Linked DNA regions of Mus musculus: region 2 is linked to region 1. Evidence: chromatin loops called from intact Hi-C (ENCODE). Cell type or tissue: heart. All regions are shown on one strand. Links, peaks and the distances in the headings refer to the core of each region. The heading gives the core; the rest is flanking DNA. Region 1 overlaps Gm32849 (a long non-coding RNA gene). Region 2 overlaps 9130015G15Rik (RIKEN cDNA 9130015G15 gene).

Region 1 (4,398 bases), core at 307-4,306:
CAAAAGCCTGAAGAAGGCAACAGATCCCCTAGAGCTGGGGTTTTAATTATAAGTTGCTCAATGTGGGTACTGATATGGAACCCAGGTCCTCTGTAAGAACAGTACACATTACTAAGCTATTATCTCTCTACTCCCAAATGGTGACAATTTTAAGCTACAATAGTTTGAGGGTGCCTCCTTCTTATGTAATAACCTTGCAACTGTCACCATTTGCAATTGACAAGGAAATCATTAAAACAAAGGACATGACTTGTCCAGACAGCTGGGCAGTGGGTCTGGGACCCAAGACTTAGTTTTAGTCTTTTTCTTCCTTTTAACACTTTGAGAACTTGTAATCATCAGCAAAGAGAGCTAACTATTAGTCTTAATTATTGCAGACATGGAGTAGGGTTTCACATAGCCCAGGCTGCCTTAGATTCACTATGTAACTGAGGATGACTTTGGATTCCTGATTCTCCTGCCTCCGTCTCATGAGGACCAGCATTGCAGACATATCACTAAACCCATGTTGTGTGGTGTTGAGGATGGAACCCAGACCTTGGTCCATGCTAGAAACGTGCTCTATCACTTGAGCTTCCCAGCCCTATTTTAATTTTAACTACACAGTGACATGATCTGACTCTTCCAGGGGTCAGCAGAGCTCTTGGGCTCTATTCTAAGTAGTTCGAGGCCATATTCAATGCTCACAATACCTGACAAAGTAGATGCTATACTGGCATCTAATTAATAAGTAGGGAAACCGAGGCAGGGATTGAGTAAGAATATGTCTAAAGTCACATAGATAGGAGAAAGACAGGGATTTGAACCTAGGCATTATGGGTCCTAAGGCCATGCTCTCAATGTGAGGTTCAGTGTTTCATGTGGGTTCTGCCATGAACTCTTCAGTCTGAAAAGTCCCCAGAAGCTCCTGGGAGAAGGGAGAGCCACCCATGGGTCACTTACAACACAAAGTGAAGCTAAAAAGGACATAAATGCCTCCTATGCAATCTGGTGAAGGAAAGCATTTTTTTTTTTTTGTCTGCTGCATCTCCACACAGAGCCAGCCAGGGCCACCCAAAGCATGCCACAATTAATTTCCCAGTGTGCGACACCGCCTGTGGGGGGAAAGAGGCGTCAGCTCATTTCTTATTCATGAAGTCACAGTGCCTAGCTTCATTTGCATGAAGCAATTTCTGTGGCTGCGAATCCACCATAAAATAAATCCATTTCTCCTCCAGGATCTGCGCTTCCACCAAGAGAGATGAGTAAGCAGTGTGTGCTAGGGACACACCCTCTGGACCATTTTAATCAGGAACTTGTCTGCAGCTAACAAGAACTTGATTTCATAGGAGTTCAAAACAGCTTAGTTTCAACATATTCAAATTCATCTCTGCTACAAGATCTGTTTTGGGGGAGACTGTAGAACTTCTTTCTGCTGAGCTAAACACTGAGGTTTTACACACAGTGGAGTTGTGCTCTAGCCACTTCGGTGGGGTGGATGGAGGCAGGGGGAACCTAAGAAGAAAGGGGAGTGGCCTCCTGCATCCCCACTAGAGGAGTTATTGGACAGGTGCATGACCCTTTGTGGCAAAACAGTGTTCTCATGAAGATGTCTCACCATAGTCAATGGAACTGTGAACATGCAAAAGAGACTTTTTAAATGTAATTAAGATGAGTGACCTTGAGATACTTCTGGTACACTGGATTATCCCAATGAGCCAGATCTAATCATATGGCACCTTAGAAGTAAAGAAACTTTGCGGACTGCAGGGCTAGGGAGATGGCTTAGTCAGTAAAGTGCTTTGCTATGCAAGCCTGAGGACTTGAGTCTGATCCCCAGAACCCACATATAAAAATGCTGGGCGTGGCGATGTATGCTTGTAATCCCAGCAGATTGTGGAAGGGGGGGAAGACCAACACAAATGGATCTTTGGGGCTAATCTAGTCTACTTGGTAAATTATAGGCCAGTCACAAAAAGCCCCAAGTAAGAAGAACCACATACAAGGTTGATCTTTGACTTCCATGTATGTGATAAAGCATATACATGAGCAATGAACAAGAATATATACACACGTGCCCACACACATACATACATATACACATGCACACATGCGCCCTCATACACATGTGCATATATATATGCACACACCTATGTGCATGAACACTTATACCACACATGTACACACATATACACGCACACTTATACACATATATGTGCAAATGCACATATATATACACACACTCAGAATGTTTGCAGATTGCAGTTGGCAGAGAGCTGGGAGAATATTCAGAGAGATGCCACTTTGCTAGCTTTGAAGATGAAAGAAGGAAGCTTTTTTTTTTTTTTTTTTTTTTTGTCTTCGTGACAAGATGCCTTAGACCGGGGAATCTGTAGACAACAGAATTCATTGCTTACTATTCTGGAGGTTGGGGAGTCCAGAGGACTTGTAACCCCTTCAGAGATGGTGCCTGCATGACTCATTTACATTAGTGGAAGGGACAGAGGAGTTTTCTGCAGATTCTTTATAAGGTTACTGACCTCATTCATGATGGGGGTCACTCATGGCATACTCATAACCTGTTAAATCCACCACACTGGGTATTAGGCATCCATATATGAATTAAGGGAAGGGGGCACAATTATTAAGACCGCAGCAGGGTCATGGCTTGAAGCAGGTGGGCAACCCATAGAAGCTGAAGATGTCCCATGGACTCCAGAGAGAGAAGCCTCAGTCCTTACATCCCGATTTCAGCCCGGAATCCCCATCTGATCCATGCGTCCCCACAGTGCCTCTTAGGTCATTTGAAGCTCCAAGTCTGTGACAATTTCTAGTAGCAGGACAGAAAATGAGTATGTCTTGTCTGCCCTTACCATCTGTGAACCACCTCACCAGGACAACCAGAGGGGGTCAGACCAACTGGCAGCAGCTTTCAGTAAATCCCAGCATGCAATGTGGGTAGAACTGTCACAGGTGGCAAACTGCACAGGAGGACACCAAGGGCGACTGGGACTTTTCAGGTCACAGTCACAAGTCTGCATGTCTGTTTGTCTGTCTGTCTGTGTGTCTGTCTGTGTGTCTGTCTGTCTGTGTGTCTGTCCACCTGTGTGTGTGTGTGTGTGTGTGTGTGTGTGTGTGTGTGTGTGTGCGCGTGCGCATGTAAACATGGAGGCCAGAAATCCACATTACTTGTCCTCTATCCCACTTCACCTTATTTTTTGAGACAGGAGTTTCTTCCTGAACTCAGAGGTTGCTGATTCAGCAAAACCAGCTTGTCACAGAGCCCCAGAACTCCCCCTGTCTTTGCCTCCTCCGCATTTGGAAGACAGGTACATGCCACTTGCTCCGGGCTTTTGACATGGGTGCTGGGAATCATGCTCATGTAGCAACCGCCTTATTGATTGAGCTCTCTCTCTCCAGTCCCAGGTCATGATTTTTAGCTATCATTGAAGCAGTTGGTGCCTGCTTGATCCCAACACGCACATACACACACACACACACACACACACACACACACACACACACACACACACTTCACATGTACTCTATGCGATCCAAAGGGAGAAGAACAGCCTCGATGAAGAAAAGCGCTTTGTCACGTCTCAGGCCACTTTTCAAGCTTCATCCCAGATGGTAATTGCAGCTGGTGATGTCAGTGGTTTGTTGTCGTAATAATCCCACAGGACAAACTGCCCTGAAGCTTGCAGCTGACAGCGGCAAGCAATTCTTTGGCTCGTGCACCTGTAACTATGCAATTAGGATAGGCTTGGCTGGGTGGAGCTCACAGGGGCTCTGCTCACTCACGACCAGTGGGAAGAAGACAGACAGGTGGCTGATTCTCCTCGGCTGGCCTCTCATCTCTTTGTCTGCCACACTAGAATGGCATTTTCTCATGGCTGTGGGCAGCAGCCGTGAGATGAGTAGGAATGTGCAAAGTCTCTCGTGTGAGTCATGTCTCTTAAGACACCTAAGACGCTGGGGAAAACAATGTCCCTCTGCTAAGTGACTCTTTGGTGGAAGTACACGCAAAGCAATGAGTAAAGGTGCAGACAGTGAGAATGGGTGAGTGAGAGTGTGGGTGCTTGTGAGCGTGTACACAAATATGTATTTGTGAATGTAGGTGCTGTGTGTGAGCATGCTTGCATGCATGCGTGTATGCTTTGTGTGTGTGTGCGTGTGCGCATGTGCATGTGTAGAATGGGGTTATTGAGGCAGCTAATCTAATACAGAAAAACAAATTGGAAGAAACCAGGGCATCTTCATTGGAGATTTGGTAAGCACCTACACAATACCTGGATCTTATCCAAGGGACGAGGAGCTAACCGTCCCCCACCTTATGCAGGAACCGCCTTACACAGAATGTCTGCCATGAATGCTTATGGGCAGAAGTGCTTATGGGCTGTTCTCCTCCAATGGGCC
Region 2 (4,398 bases), core at 283-4,282, 47 kb before region 1:
GAGATGCAATTTTGGTGAGAAGCAATTTAATAAACATGCAGATTCTGTTAGTGCTGGGACAGAACAGGAGTGAGGAGCTGAGGGAGAGCCAGTTGGGGAATAGAGATTCCAGGGGTGGATTCCAGGCACCAAGAGGCTTACTGGGGATTCACCAGGAAGGTGGCCTGGGAAAAAGAGAGAGGGCCGGAAGCTCCCAGGGAGGTTCCTTAATGCTCAGGAGTGAAAGGTCTGTCACACACTCATGTTAATGGCTGCCACTTGGAAGGTTTGCCAGTGGGTGGGGCAGGTGGATGGGGCATCCCACTCCCTCAGTTACCCTAGCTCGCTCTAGAGAGCTAAAAGAGGTAAACACAAATGCAGAATCTTGCAGCAAGAGACAGATTGGGCATGAACAAGGCTCATATCATAACCTCATATAACCCGGGCTTCTATCTCCTGTGACTTAAGACTTCCTTCTCCAGAGATGCTGGAGGCTGTAGTGGGGAGTGCAGTTACGTACATACCATTAAGTGAAAGACCATCCTGTCCTAGTCAGGAAAGCCATCTTCTTCCCAAGAACACAGCTTCAGGATGGATGCACATGCAACAACAAGTGTGTGTGTGTGGGGGGGGGAGTGAGGGGAGGTACACCCGCCTAGCCAGATCAGCTAATTCAGTCCATCCGGTCCTTGCTGGTCCCAGGGTGACAGTGCAGACAGCTTTCCCTAACACCCACTGTGGGTGTTGCCCCACTGGTGTCTGAAATTCATCTTCATATTGTCTTCATGACACCTGCTGCTATCACAGGACTGTGACGAGCAGAGGGGGTGAGTGCCCTGGCAGAGAGCTCACAGCTGATAACATGGTGTGATGAGCTTTTAACTTTTGAGAGATTTGGGCTTATATAACCGCCCCCTTCCTTTCTATTTGTGTGACCTTGGTGATGTCCCTGGAGCAGAGGGTTCTTGGTCTTTTCCGCTATGGGGCTGGATACAGTGATGGGCCCCTGGGTGCCTGGCTCAGGGCTGATTTGCTGCAGGAGCCTGTTTACAGAGCCTGCCATTGCTGCTACAGTGAGACCCACCTTTCCTCAGCTTGAGACTGATCTGACTGTGACGCTTGTTCTGGCTCAGAGAGTGTGGTAGAGTGAAAGACATGCCAGCAATGCAGGGGTTAAACCCTGACTTCTCTCTTCATTCTCAGCATTCACTGCAGGGAAAGCACCCTGCTATACTATTGGGAGACCAACACCGTGGCCCTGAGCTGAGGACACGTTGGCTGCCTGGGTCACCCACCTCATGTGATTCCCCAGCTTGAAATCCACTAAAGACCAAATCACCACAGGCCTGGTCCCTGTCCAAATCATGAGCTGAAGGGACAAATGTGTGTGTGTGCAGGAAATGACATGGAATATGCTATGTGTTAGTTAATTTGCTCTTTGTATCAATCCTAGGCCTGGAAGGCTTAGGTTACATAGTAAATAAAGTGTGGTCTATCTATCTATCTATCTATCTATCTATCTATCTATCTATCTATCTATTTATTTAATGTACACGAGTGCTCTATCTGCATGTACACCTGCATGCCAGAAGAAGGCATCAGATGCCATTACAGATGGTTCTGATCATGTGGTTGCTGGGAATTGCACTCGGGACCTCTGGAAAAGCAGGCATTGTCCTTAACAGCTGAGCTATCTCTCCAGTCCCTGAAGTGTGGCTTTAAACAGTAGGCTAACTCCAGAGTGCATACCTACAAGCTTGTTATAAGGCCCCTTTGCCAAGAACTAGCCACTCTCAGAGTCCCTCCCAAGGTCCTTCAGGCCCAGGTCCTCAGTCACACTGATTCAGTGCTGCCCCCATGTGGACAGGGAGTGCCATCACTCTCTGGCATTAGCTCATTTGGGGCTGGTAGACACCTCATCTGCAAACCTGTCATCTTCCCTTCAGGAACTCTTTCAGCTCCAACGGGAGCTGCAGTCTTGGCTCTGATCTCGATGGTCTGACTAGTGCTGGAGGAAAACCTCCCACCTCCTGATTCCCAGAGCTGTCAGAGTACCTGCAGAAGCAAAATGTCCCCACCAAAGCCGTCAGCAGATCCGTGGCAACCAGAAAGCCCAGCTCTCACCCCAAGTCCAGAACACTGTCAATCTCCTGGGGTGTGCATAGGCCACATCTTGTCCAGCAGGAGGCAGTCATGCTGAGAATACATCAAGGAGACTAACAGCATCAAGCATGTAGACGAGATACCCAGCTTCCTCTGTTTTACTCGAGGCATGAAGAAGCAGCACACATCCACCCATTGGTTTTTATTATCTTGGTACTTGCTTTTCATTATCATTGTTTTCTTTGGGAAAAAAATCCTCCTGTTATTTATTTCATGCCTTAAAAATGAGTTACATGAAGGGAGACTTGGGTCCCTTGCCCATGATTCCTGAAGGAGGTGGAGGTGTGAAGGTCAGTAGATCAAGTTGACCCTTATCCACATTGCAAGTCTGAGAGCAGCCTGGGCTAGCTAAGTCACTGCATATCTAACGGAGGGGGCTGGAGTGATGGCTTAGTGGTTAACAGTATTTCCTGCTCTTGTAGAAGAATCTGAGTTTGGTTCCCATCACTCATGTGCAGTGGCTTACACCACTGGGGATCTGATACCGTCTTCTGGCCTCTGTGGGAACTTTTATGAGCACACAAATACACACACACACACACACACACACACACACACACACACAAATGCACACATACATGCATGTACAGATACATACACATACATGTATTTACACATGTATGCATGCACACATAAATAAAATAAATCTTTTTAAAAAATGAAACCACCTCAAACACAATAAAAAAACTAACAGAGGTTGGTGACACAGGACATTGTTAAGGACCACTGTTATGGCTCCAGAAGAGCCCATACACTGTAGATCTTCCTAAGGACCACTGTTGCAGCTCTAGTAATCTAGAGGTCAATTTTAGAGCTCATACGCGGTCAATTTTGCTGCTAACTGCTCAGTTCACTTCTTATTCTCCATGTTGTTGCAAATATGTTGTATGATATAATTTTGTAGAATGCATTGTCTGTCCACCATAAGTATGTCTGCATGCTTTTTCTTTCACACCTCACTGTTAATCGCTGCACACCATCCATTTGGTCCACGTACCACAATCCTCCACACCTCCTCTGGTTTCCCACTGAGACTGGTCAGAATCTCTTGGTTTTAGATGTGATGTTGGCATTAGCATCTTCACCGAGGGGTCTCCCTTGTTTCAGATGGTTTTCTACAGCTCCGTAGCAATGTTCCCAGGATATACACTGCCTAGACTCCGTCCCATGCCTCTTTTGTCCCACCGGAAGCTAGACACATGGAAACTTGGGAGAGCAGATGAGAGAGGACTATTTGAAAGAGGGAAAGAGGAAAGATGCAGAGGAGGAAGGCAGTGGGAGAGCAGGGTGTCACGGTGCTACGTTTGGGATAAACTCATTTTGTCTCTGCTTCTTAGGTCTGAGCAGGAAGGGCAAGCCAGAGGAAGACCATCCAGGAAAAGAAGGGAACAGCAGAGGAATGTATTCCTTGATGGTGGCATCTCTTTTGAAATACCACACCACATCCTACGAACGTGTTAGAAAGAAGAAACAACACTTCTACCAAGTATTGCTGGACCTCAACTCTGGAATGTAGAAATATCAGTCTGAAAGCCATCTTGAGCTCTACAGTACCCAATGAAGTTAGATCATTGCCTTCAAGAGGACTTATGTGTAAAACTCCTACAGGCTGTAGACATGACTATGGGTCCATCCATAAGCCTACAAAGTCACAACAGCACATGCTGTGTGGTATGCTACCCAGACCCCTTAAAGGACAAGGGCATCCTCCCCAGCACTGGTGTTCTCCCAGGCTAGTCTCTCCTCTAGCCTGCCTGAAGGGAGTTTCCCAGCTCATGTAATGGCCTGGCTGATTGATGTGGGGTATTCCAGCCTGTTCTCCCTGTTGAGCAGAGGACACTGAACATCTTTATCCAGCTCTGAGCTGCCCAGGGACCAATTACAAATATACACAGCCCTGCCTCTCTGTGTCACTGGCTATCCCTTATAGGTGGTACCAATTTCCTGTGCTATTTTCTACAACAGAAGTCATTTCTCAGGGAAATTTAACCCCAAACAGTCATGTATCTTTCTTCCTTCAAATTCCAGAGAAGGGCACAGTAGGGAAAATACCTCAAGATACATGAACTGGCTAGGGTTTTCCAAACAGGACTCCAGTTGCTTGGGACATAATGCCAATAACTGAAGCTAGAAGGCAGAGGCCCAGGAAATGGCTAACATAATCATCTAAAGAAACAGCTCACAGAACCTTTGCAAGCTACACATCCAACAGAGGAGAATTAGCTGGAATATGAAGAAGAAAAACCCCCAAACCAA

The links. A loop is a pair of places that touch in the nucleus more often than their neighbours do. Peaks named below come from ENCODE experiments on the same cell type or tissue, not always from the same donor. Only the 100,000 strongest peaks of a DNase experiment are listed, where the experiment ranks them.
Region 2: a loop joins it to region 1, with 6 times the contacts of the local background. A loop is called at or near these places in 4 of 42 quality-filtered maps.

The regions. Positions count from the first base shown.
Region 1 is chr7:49,075,876-49,080,273 of GRCm38, reverse strand. Gm32849 (a long non-coding RNA gene) reads right to left here. Exons shown (of 2, transcript XR_391458.3): 1 at 1-4,398. It also overlaps a transcript of Nav2 not described here. Among named protein-coding and RNA genes, the nearest start is that of Gm32849, 37 kb to the right of the region's middle. In heart, for the core only: no CTCF peak of the experiment used is centred there; no DNase peak of the experiment used is centred there.
Region 2 is chr7:49,123,145-49,127,542 of GRCm38, reverse strand. 9130015G15Rik (RIKEN cDNA 9130015G15 gene) reads left to right here. Exons shown (of 4, transcript NR_154465.1): 4 at 3,480-4,398. It also overlaps a transcript of Nav2 not described here. Among named protein-coding and RNA genes, the nearest start is that of 9130015G15Rik, 37 kb to the left of the region's middle. In heart, for the core only: a CTCF peak has its summit at 1,839 (motif pointing left); no DNase peak of the experiment used is centred there; H3K27ac peaks cover 515 bases; H3K27me3 peaks cover 533 bases.